Regions from separate parts of the Homo sapiens genome. Here region 2 is linked to region 1. The links are chromatin loops, found by intact Hi-C in ENCODE. Cell type or tissue: CD4-positive, alpha-beta T cell. All regions are shown on one strand. Each heading gives the region's core, and the rest is flanking DNA. Links, peaks and the distances in the headings are about the cores only. Region 1 has its middle 33 kb from the start of ZNF557. Region 2 overlaps LOC124904628 (a long non-coding RNA gene).

What was found. Hi-C counts contacts between places; a loop is a spot of excess contacts. Peaks named below come from ENCODE experiments on the same cell type or tissue, not always from the same donor. Only the 100,000 strongest peaks of a DNase experiment are listed, where the experiment ranks them.
Region 2: it touches region 1 in a loop (16-fold over the local background); 25 of 110 quality-filtered maps call a loop at or near these places.

The regions. Positions count from the first base shown.
Region 1 is chr19:7,100,492-7,105,867 of GRCh38, forward strand. No RefSeq gene overlaps it. Among named protein-coding and RNA genes, the nearest start is that of ZNF557, 33 kb to the left of the region's middle. RefSeq lists enhancers at 2,007-2,508, 2,509-3,008. In CD4-positive, alpha-beta T cell, for the core only: a CTCF peak has its summit at 2,059; DNase peaks (open chromatin) are centred at 1,540 and 2,000.
Region 2 is chr19:7,797,005-7,802,380 of GRCh38, forward strand. The region is part of intron 1 of LOC124904628 (a long non-coding RNA gene); the gene reads left to right. Among named protein-coding and RNA genes, the nearest start is that of EVI5L, 31 kb to the right of the region's middle. In CD4-positive, alpha-beta T cell, for the core only: CTCF peaks have their summits at 2,720 (motif pointing left) and 2,937; DNase peaks (open chromatin) are centred at 2,737 and 3,027; H3K27me3 peaks cover 986 bases.

The DNA.
Region 1 (5,376 bases), core at 144-5,143:
GAGAAGAGACAAGTTAAAGGTGGGGAGCCAGGGGGGCCAGATGCGAGGTAGGAGGCGGCAAAAGGCTCAGAGCTCTGGTCTCCACACTATTGAGTACAATCACTTAGATCTGAGAAGCAGATGTTCAGGGCAAAACAGTGAAAGGGAGGCAGTGCGTCATACGCGTAATCTATAGCAATAGTGGTTTAAATGATTCTCCGTTGTGCTCAAACAACATATCTTTAACTTATCGGAGAGTAGCTAGTGGGAGCAGGCTTTACTAGGAGCCTGCACGTCTGTCCACATTCCAGTGTTTCAAAGGAGTGTCTTTCTCCTTGAACACAGTGTTTACAGATAAGAGAGCAGGTCTCGCTCTGAGCATGTGAACATGATGGCAATTAGGAGGCTTTCCTCCTCAGAAGCCTTTTGTGGCTTTCCACAACTTATTGTCCCATATTTTTATGGCCAGTTTATACAGGCACCCCACAAGCCCTTTTCCCAACAGAGACTCTGTCTAAATAAATAAATAAATAAATAAATAAATAAATAAATAAATAAAGACTTTTGCATTTCTGACGACCGGATGATTCCTGTGGCCCCCACCCAGAAACAAACTCAGCACACAAGGACTGTTTATTTCCACGCATCCTGGACCAATTAACAGCACCTGTTCCCTGCCTCCCTGCCCACGAAACTATCTTTAAAAAACCCTAGCCTCCAAATTTTCAGGTTCCCCATTTAGCCGGCCGTGCATTTTGTTTGTTTGTTTGTATTTTCTGAGACGGAGTCTCGCTCTGTCGCCCAGGCTGGAGTGCAGTGGTGCAATCTCGGCTCACTGCCAGCTCCGCCTCCCGGCTTCATGACATTCTCCTGCCTCAGCCTCCCGAGTAGCTGGGATTACAGGCGCCCACCACCAAGCCCGGCTAATTTTTTGTATTTTTAGTAGAGACAGGGTTTCGCCGTGTTAGCCAGGATGGTCTCGATCTCCTGACCTCATGATCCGCCCGCCTCGGCCTCCCAAAGTTCTGGGATTACAGGCGTGAGCCACTGTGCCCGGCCAATGTGCATGTTTTGAATTCTTTCTCTATTCCAATTCTCCTGCCTTGATAAATCAGCTCTATATTGATGAGTAAGATGAACTTCTCCGGTGGTTTCAGGTCCTCCTGCCCTCCCGGTCCTGTTGCTCCGGCCCTGCCACCGTCCCCTGCGAGGGCTGCTCCATCGGCAACAGCTGCATGTTCTCTGCCCCCAGTGAATGCTCATTGGTGATATTTGCATAGGGACACCCCATCGGCCTGACAGACAGTTTCTCTGAACTGCGCTGAGACCTGGCCCCTCACCTGTTTATCCTCACATTGGAATTCTGTTTTGGTGTTTGCTTTTTGGAGGACTTGCATGATAACACTGTTTTACGAATGAGGAAACTGAAACACGAAGGCACAGAGGGGTTAAGTAACTTACCTAAGGTTACGCAGCTGGTAAGGGATTTAAATGGGATAGTCTCACTGCAGAATCAGTACCCTTAACCATCGCGCTATGAGCGAAAGAGACAATGAGAGAACCAAATCAAGATAAAAAAGAACATCCTTATCTTGATTTTGTGGTCTCCCTGAACTTTTTTTTTTTTTAATTTGAGACAGAGTTTCTCTCTTGTTGTCTAGGCTGGAGTGCAGTGGCGCCATCTCAGCTCACTGCAACCTCCACCTCCTGGATTCAAGCGATTCTCCTGCCTCAGCCTTCCAAGTAGCTGGGGTTACAGGCAAGCGCCACCATGCCTGGCTAATTTTTGTATTTTTTAGTAGAGACAGGGTTTCAACATGTTGGCCAGGATGGTCTCGAACTCGTGACCTCAGGTGATCCACCTGCCTCACCCTCCCAAAGTGCTGGGATTATAGGCATGAGCCACCGTGCCTAGCCTCCCTGGCCTCTTTCAATGAGGAGTTTCTAATACTTTCATCCGTTTTTCCCACGGCTGACACATCTAGAGTGCCGTTCTTTTTTTATTTCAAAATATGCCCTGAAGATGGCAGTATTGCACCACCCTAAATCCACAAGCTCTTTTCCAAATGTTTGCCCTGATGTCCATCTTCTGAAAACAATAATCACCAATTAGACATGTGAGCCAATTAGCATTAACTCCTTCCATGAAGAACAATGCAATTGTCTCCTAGAGAGCAACTATACAATTTATTCACTTTGTTTTTTGTTTGTTTTGAGATGGAGTCGTGGTCTGTCGCCCAGGCTGGAGTGCAGTGGCGTGATCTCAGCTCACTGCAGTCTCCACCTCCCCGGTTCAAACAACTCTCCTGCCTCAGGCCCCCTTAGTAGCTGGGATTACAGGCATGTGCCACCACGCCCAGCTCTTTTTTTTTTTTTTTTTTTTGTATTTTTAGTAGAGATGGAGTTTCTCCATGTTGGTCAGGCTGATCTCAAACTCCCGACCTCAGGTGATCCGCCCACCTCGGCCTCCCAAAGTGTTGGGATTACAGGCATGAGCCACCGCGCCCGGCCACAAATTTTTGTATTTTTAGTAGAGATGGGGTTTCACCATGTTGGCCAGGAGGGTCTCAAACCCCTGACCTCAGGTGATCCACACGCCTCGGCCTCCCAAAGTGCTGGGATTACAGGCGTGAGCCACCGAGCGTGGCCGTAACCAGGCTCAATGACTTTAACTCTTTTCCTCAATGATTTTCATTCCTCAATGGCTTTAACCTCTTCCAAATGATTGCGCTGATGGCTAACATATGTCTGTCTTCTGAAAACAATAATCACCAATTAAACATGTGAGCCAATTAGCATTTACTCCTTCCATTAAGAACAATACATTGGTCTCCTAGAATGCAATTTACAATTACTCACTTTGAACAAGGGAAATCTCTTCAACTCCACAGACAAGGGAGCCACTCCCTTTCTGATCACAGATTACAGTGAGCAATGGAAGTTTCATAATCGATGGCCTTCACTTTCTTCTCTGGAATGTAAAGTTGACTCAGCTGGGAAGAAGCCCATAAGAAAAAAAGATCAATATGAGACAAGGAGACTTGTCTGCAGTATGGCAGGCTAATTATCTTGAAAAACAGTCCTACTACACAACATTTAAAAAGATGAATACACACCTGTAATCCCAGCACTTTGGGAGGCCAAGGTGGGCTGATCACTTGAGGTCAGCAGTTTGAGACCAGCCTGGCCAACATGGCAAAACCCTGTCTCTGCTAAAAATTAAACAAAATTAGCCGGGCTTGGTGGCACATGCCAGTAGTCCCAGCTACTCGGGAGGCTGAGGCAGGAGAATCGCTTGAACCCAGGAGGCAGAGATTGCAATGAGCCGAGATCGTGCCACTGCACTCCAACCTGGGCAACAAGGGCGAGACTCCATCTCAAAAACAAAAAAAGAATACAAGGCCGGGTGCGGTGGCTCATGCCTGTAATCCCAGCACTTTGGGAGGCCAAGGCGGGCAGATCACCTGAGGTCGGGAGTTCGAGACCAGCCTGCCCATCATGGAGAAACCTTGTCTCTATTGAAAATAAAAAATTAGCCGGGCATGGTGGCACATGCCTGTAATCCCACCTACTTGGGAGGCTGAGGCAGGAGAATCACTTGAACCCAGGAGGCGGAGGTTTCAGTGAGCTGAGATTGCTCCATTGCACTCCAGCCTGGGCAACAAGAGCGAAACTCTATCTCAAAAGCAAACAAACAAAAATACTCCCCAGAAAAACCCTATTTCCAAATAAGGCCACATTCTGAGGTCCTGGGGACTAAGAGTTCAATATATTGGGGTTGCACAGTTGAATTCATCTCATTGTTTAGGCACGGGGACCAACCTGTCATACCCCATCAACCATCAAATGCGGCTGCTCTCTGGGAAGGGGGAATAACCTTGGACAAAATAGCTCCCTTAAGCCTGGGAAAGTTCCAGAAGAGGGACTCAGTTGTCCGCCCCCAGAAGACAACTTTCCTGGAAGTTGGAAGAGTGAGCACTTGGTTCTGAAGAGGTGATCTGGGTGGTGCATGACAGCATCCACGACAGTGGATGTGCCGTGGCTCTTGCTGCATCCACTACAGCATCCACTACAGCATCCGCTACCTCCACCTCAATATCCACTACCTCCACTACAGCATCCACTACCTCCACTACAGCATCTGCTACCTCCACTACAGCATCATGGATCCACCACAGCAATCACCACATCCACTACAGCATCCACTACAGAATCCACTACAGTGACTCCAACACAGTGGCCTCCCACTCCTGGGGTTATGCTTCAGGAAATGGGTCAGCAACCTCTAAGGAGCCTGGAGATCAACAGTTGAGAACATTAGACCATGGACTCATAGTCTAAACCACCCACCAACTATGTCAGCCCTATTAAAATTATGGCTTCCCTCTTTTGTGAAGTACTTTGAAGATGTTTTCTCTCACTTGTGTACTATCCTGATGACCACTGTCTCATCTGTGGTCATGCAGAACACACATGGAGCAGAGCCAAGGCCAGAATTTGCATTTCCTGGCTCCCAAGTCTGACTGTCTCAGCAACCCACATCCCCATTCTAACCCAGAGCCCAGCCAGAGTTCCTCCTCTGGTTGTGAGGCTGTGGTCTATGAAACCAAAGCCTGTGCCTTGCTTTCTCAGCCTGTCAGGGTCTTACCACTGGATAGGAGCCTTGGATGAAAGGACAGGCAGACAGATAAATTGATGGACAGACAAGAAGAGGGATAGATGATGGATGGATGGATGAATGGATGGATGGATGGATAGGTGGATGGATAAATGGATGGATGGGTGGATGAATGGACAGGTAGGTGGATAGATGATGAATGGATAGACAAGATGGATATACAGACAAATGGGTGGGTGGATGGATAGAAAGGAAGGAAAGAAGGACAGATAGATGGATGGGTGGATGAAGAGAAGGCAATAGACAAACATATAGGAAATTACAAATACAGATAGATAAAAAAAAAAAAGGCCCCAAGAGAAGTAGAGGTAGAAACAGAATGGTAGAAAAGGGGGAGGAGGTCAGAGATATGAGTGGGAGGAGGAAGGTGAAATGAGAGAGAAAGAAAAGCAAAGCCCAAATTATAGTGTGACAGGAAGATTGGGTAGCAGAAATACACAAGCAAAAAAAGAGAAACAAGTGAGACCAAAACTGGAGAAATAACTCAGAGAGAGTGACCAAGAAGGAGAGAAACTAAGGAACACACACAAGGGAAGCAAAGGGAGAGAAGAAAAATAAGACAAGAGTGGGAGGAGGAGAGGGGGAAATAGAGAAAAAAATGGGAAGACAGAAAAGTCCTACATAGAAGGAAAGACAGAGGGAAAGATGGGGTAAGGAGATACAGAAGTAATGTATAAAAGAAATAAAGTAGGTCAGGCGCACCTGTGGTCAGGAGTTCG
Region 2 (5,376 bases), core at 161-5,160, 700 kb after region 1:
CTCCGCCTCCCGGGTTCACGCCATTCTCCTGCCTCAGCCTCCCGAGTAGCTGGGACTGCAAGCGCCAGCCACCACGCCCAGCTAATTTTGTGTAGTTTTAGTAGAGACGGGGTTTCACCATGTTAGCCAGGATGGTCTCGATCTCCTGACCTTGTGATCCGCCTATCTCGGCCTCCCAAAGTGCTGGGACTACAGGCGTGAGCCACCACACCCAGCCAACATGCCTTAACTTTGTATGTTTTATAACTTTCCTTACTAAAGGTACATTTTTATAACTTTCTTAATATTTCCTTTCCCTTCTTCCTACTTCATTTCTTTCCTTAGTCTTTCTTTTTGCATCTTTTTCTGATTTCTGTCTCTTCTAGTCTCTCTCTTATTTTTTTCTATTTCTCTTTCTAATGTACAATAATTAGATGAGTGTTGGTAACAATGGATATATGTACATATCTTAGTTTCCAAAATTTAGGGATGTGTTTAACATCTGTTTGCCACAACTGATTAGGTTCCAATCCTCTAGGGTTAACACCTGTTTAAGGAGGAAACGTGCCTGTCAGCTGGTAATCTGGGCATTGTAGGATAATTTGTTTAGCCAGTCTCTGGGCTAGTTGAAATTGTTTAGATAAGTTTCTCCAATTTTGGTGGAAAAATTGATGTGATTGGGTGGCTTGGTCAAGCAGTGATGTCATAACCTGAAGGTCTGCTTGATCTTGCCACAAGCCAATGGGCCAGGCAGAGATCTGTGGGCTCAAACGTGTGTAATAAAAATAGGATGTGTACCTTGGTCCGGCAATTGCTGAAGTTGAAGAAAAAGAGGCACACAGAGTGGGCTCCAGAGCGAACTTAAGGCTGTAAAAGTAATTTAATAAATAAACAGAACAGCCTCAGCTCTCCGAATGCTAGTAAATTTAGATCCAGTGATTGGATTACGTGGTCTCCACCAGACTGCCGCTTTTCCATCTTTACCAGACCCATTAGTAAAACCAGTCACAGCTCCCGCCGGGCGCGGTGGCTCATGCAGGTAATCCCAGCACTTTGGGAGGCCGAGGCGGGCGGATAACGAGGTCAGGAGATTGAGAACACGGTGAAACCCCGTCTCTACTAAAAATACAAAAAAATTAGCAGGGCGTGGTGGCAGGCGCCTGTAGTCCCAGCTACTGGGGAGGCTGAGGCAGGAGAATGGCGTGAACCGGGAAGGCGGAGCTTGCAGTGAGCCGAGATAGCGCCACTGCACTCCAGTCTGGGCGACACAGCGAGACTCCGTTTCAAAAAACAAAAACAAAACAAAAAAACCAGTCACAGCTCCTTCCAAAGGGGCATCACGAGTAATTTTCGGAGGAACCCATGTAGTTAATTTTAAGAACTGGAAAGTTTTATTTTTAGGATAATGATTATCAATACATCCAACAAATTCTGCTAAATAAACTTGCCATGTAACTGAATTAATAAATGCCTGTTTAACCTGATTTTTATTTATAGGAACTATAATCTTATTAGGTTCAGTGCCACAAAGTTTAACAACTCGCATACGAGCCTGTCCAATTAAAATTGCCATCTGATCTAAATATACTGTAAGTGTTTTTATGGTATTACGTGGCAAAAAGGACTATTCAACTAAATCATTATTTTGAACAATAATCCCCGTTGGGGAGTGTGAAGTAGGGAAAACAATGAATTGTAAAGGCAAGTCTGGGTCAATCCTACTGACCTGGGCTTGCGGAATTTTTTCTTCAATTACTCTTAACTCTTTCATGGCCTCGGGTGTTAGTTCTCTTTTACTGTGTAAACTGGAGTCTCCCCTCAGTATTGAGAAGAGATTAGACATAGCATAAGTAGGAATTCCTAAGGTGGGCCGAATCCAATTAATATCGCCTAACAATTTTTGAAAATCATTTAAGGTTTATTTGGTTTTTGTTTTTGTTTTTGAGACGGAATCTTGCTCTGTCCCCCAGGCTGGAGGGCAGTGGCTTGATCTCGGCTCACTGCAAGCTCCGCCTCCCGGGTTCACGCCATTCTCCCGCCTCAGCCTCCCGAGTAGCTGGGACTACAGGCGCGCAGCCACCACGCCCGGCTAATTTTTTGTATTTTTAGTAGAGGCGGGGTTTCACTGTGTTAGCCAGGATGGTCTCGATCTCCTGACCTTGTGATCCGCCCGCCTCAGCCTCCCAAAGTGCTGGGATTACAGGCGTGAGCCACTGCCCCCCCGCCCATTTAAGGTTTTTAAAGAAGCTTTTCTAATTTGAACCTTTTGAGGCTTAATGCTCTATCCTGTACTTGCATTCCCAAATACTGAAAAGGAGTGGTTGTTTGAATTTTGTCAGATGCTTTAAGCAATCCAGCGTTTGTAATTGCCTTTTGCAAAGATGAATAACATTGAATAAGTTGGCCTCTATTTTTTGCTGCACACATCTGGAAATTGATCTCTAACAGGCTGGATAGTTCTGCCTACAAAAGTCTGACAAATTGTGAGACTGTTTAACATACCCCGAGGTAAAACCTTCCAATGATATCTGGCTGCAGGTTCTTTATTATTAACTGCAGGGATGGTAAAGCCAAATTTTTCGAAATCTGCCTCTGCTAAAGGAATTGTAAAAAAAAAAAAAAAAAAAAAAAAAAAAAAAAAGCAATCTTTTAAATCTATAATAACAAGCGGCCAGTCTTTAGGGATTATAATGGGGGATGGGAGCCCTGGTTGTAAAGCTCCCATCGGTTGAATTACAGCGTTGACCGCTAGTAAATCGGTCGGCATGCGCCATCTGCCGGACTTTTTCTTAATTACAAATACTGGGGAATTCCAAGGAGAAAAAGTGGGTGTGAAACATGTCCTTTTTCTAGTAATTCTTTAACTATTTCATAAAGCGCCCCCAATTTTTCCTTAGGGATCGGCCACTGTTCGACCCAGACAGGGCGCTGGGTCATCCATTTTTAAGGGAAATTGCTCCTTCCCCGTAATGAACGGCAGGGCGAGCCTGAATTTTAATTAACTGGTGGCTGAGCCTGAATCATCCCTTTACCGTAATTAACGGCAGGTTTTGCAACAATGGGCGCGGCGAACCGCGTCTCAGGCTTCCATGCCCGCAATTCACAAGGCTTAGGCGCGGGTGGCCATTCCGGAGCTTCCCCTGAGGGTGCGGTAGGTTGGACGGTCTCTTTCATATGTGTTTGGTTAGCATATATAACCTCCTGATTCTCCGCCTTTTTTAAACTGGAGCTAGATGGTGCACTCTCCTGACCGTCAAACTCGTCTCCTTCATTTCCAAATGCTGGTTCCTCCTCAGTCTGCAAAGGCTCACGTGCTGTTTTCACTGCCGCCCACACAGACCAAGCGGAGAAAGGAATTTCTTGACCCTCTTTTTGTGCCTGTTTGAAGTCAGCCCTTATTTTTTCCCAGTCTTTCAAATCCATGGAGCTGTGTTCCGGGAACCAAGGAGAATATTGTTCTATTAGCTGAAACAGGGACAGAAGATTTTGGGTGCTCACGTTTAACCACAGTGGCACAATAACTGCCGCACCAAACTCAAATAATTATTATGTCTACTCTCAGCCTGACCCACAATTTCCTGTTGTTACCCTGGAATTCTCCGAGCGCCCCGCTTACCTGCAGAGCTTAAAAGTCTTTTCGTTGGCCGGCGCGGTGGCTCACGCCTGTAATCCCAGCACTTTGGGAGGCCGAGGCGGGCGGATCACGAGGTCAGGAGATCAAGACCATCATAGCTAACATGGTGAAACCCCGTCTCTACTAAAAATACAAAAAGTTAGCCGGGCGTGGAGGCGGGCGCCTGTAGTCCCAGCTACTTGGGAGCTGAGGCAGGAGAAGGGCGTGAACCCGGGAGGCGGAGCTTGCAGTGAGCCGACATCGAGCCACTGCACTCCAGCCTGGGTGACAGAGCGAGACTCCGTCTCAAAAATAAATAAATAAATAAATAAGTAAAAATTAAAAAAAAACTTTTCGTCCTTGGGAGTTCTCCATCTGTCGGTCCTTCATTTTCGACGCTCCTGCATTCCTTCACCCGGTTGTTTTGGAGATACCACGTTGGGCGCCAGATGGTGGGGTCCAGCCTCAACACTACCCGTGGGTACCTGAAGTCCGGTGGCGACAAAGGAATGAGAAAAGACAAGTTAAGATTTTAAAGCAGGCCCAGGGGGCCAGTTGCTAGAGTGAAGGCTGCAAAACGCCCAGAGTTCTGGTTGCCTGACGATTTATTGAGCACAATCTTTTGATCTAAGAAGCAGCTGGGATGAAACGGTGAAGGAGCGGGAGCGTACGTCATTGGAAAGATGTAGAGCAGTGGCGGTTATATGAATTTCCTTTAAGCTAAAAGCATATGTCTAACTGCTAAGACAGTCTTTAACTTATCGGGCTGCAGCTGGTGGGGGCCGGTTTTACAAGGAGCTAGGATGTCTGGTCACGTTCCAACACTTCAAGGGAGTGTGTCAGCCCAGAGCATTCTGTGTAAAGCCGCAGAGCAGGTCATGCCCTCTGGCCTGGGAACTTAATGGCTTGCGGAGATGATTCTCCTAAGGGCCCCCTACAGTTTTCCATAGGTGTCCTACACAGGGGTGACTGACTAAACTGGCACCCCATAAACCTTTCCACCAGCACTTTTGTTTCAGGCTGCTGGCTCTGGTGAGCTCTTCTTTTTTGTTTTGTTTTATTTATTTATTTATTTATTTATTTACTTTATTTTTTTTGAGACACAGTCTCGCTGTCTCCCAGGCTGGAGTGCAGTGGCGTGATCTCAGCTCACTGCAAGCTCCACCTCCCAGGTTCAGGCCATTCTCCTGCCTCAGCCTCCGGAACAGCTGGGACTACAGGTGCCCACCAGCACGCCCAGCTAATTTTTTGTATTTTTAGTAGAGACGGGGTTTCACCATGTTAGCCAGGATGGTCTTGATCTCCTGACCTCGTGATCCACCCGCCTCAGCCTCCCAAAGTGCTGGGATTACAGGTGTGAGCCACCGCGCCTGGCCTCATTTATTTGTTTTTTAGATGGAGTCTCACTCTGTCACCCAGGCTGGAGTGCAGTGGCACAATCTCAGCTCACTGCATCCTCCACCTCCCAGGTTCAAGGGATTCTCGTGCCTCAGCCTCCCTGGTAGCTGGGATTATAGGTGTGTGTCACCATGCCCGGCTAGTTTTGTATTTAAAAATAGGCAGGATTAAAAAGTAGGTGGGGTTGATCCAACCATTATCTACATGATTGAACCCCACCTTCAGCCCCTTCCCCTTCCTGGAGGTCAGGTGGCTAAAAATCCCAACCTTGGTGGTTGGTGTTTCTGGCATGACCAGCCCCCATCCTGAGTCACCTCCTTGGTATAAGCTCAGTTATGGTCCAGGGCCCCCATGAATAATAAAGACGCTTCTTTTTTTTTTTTATT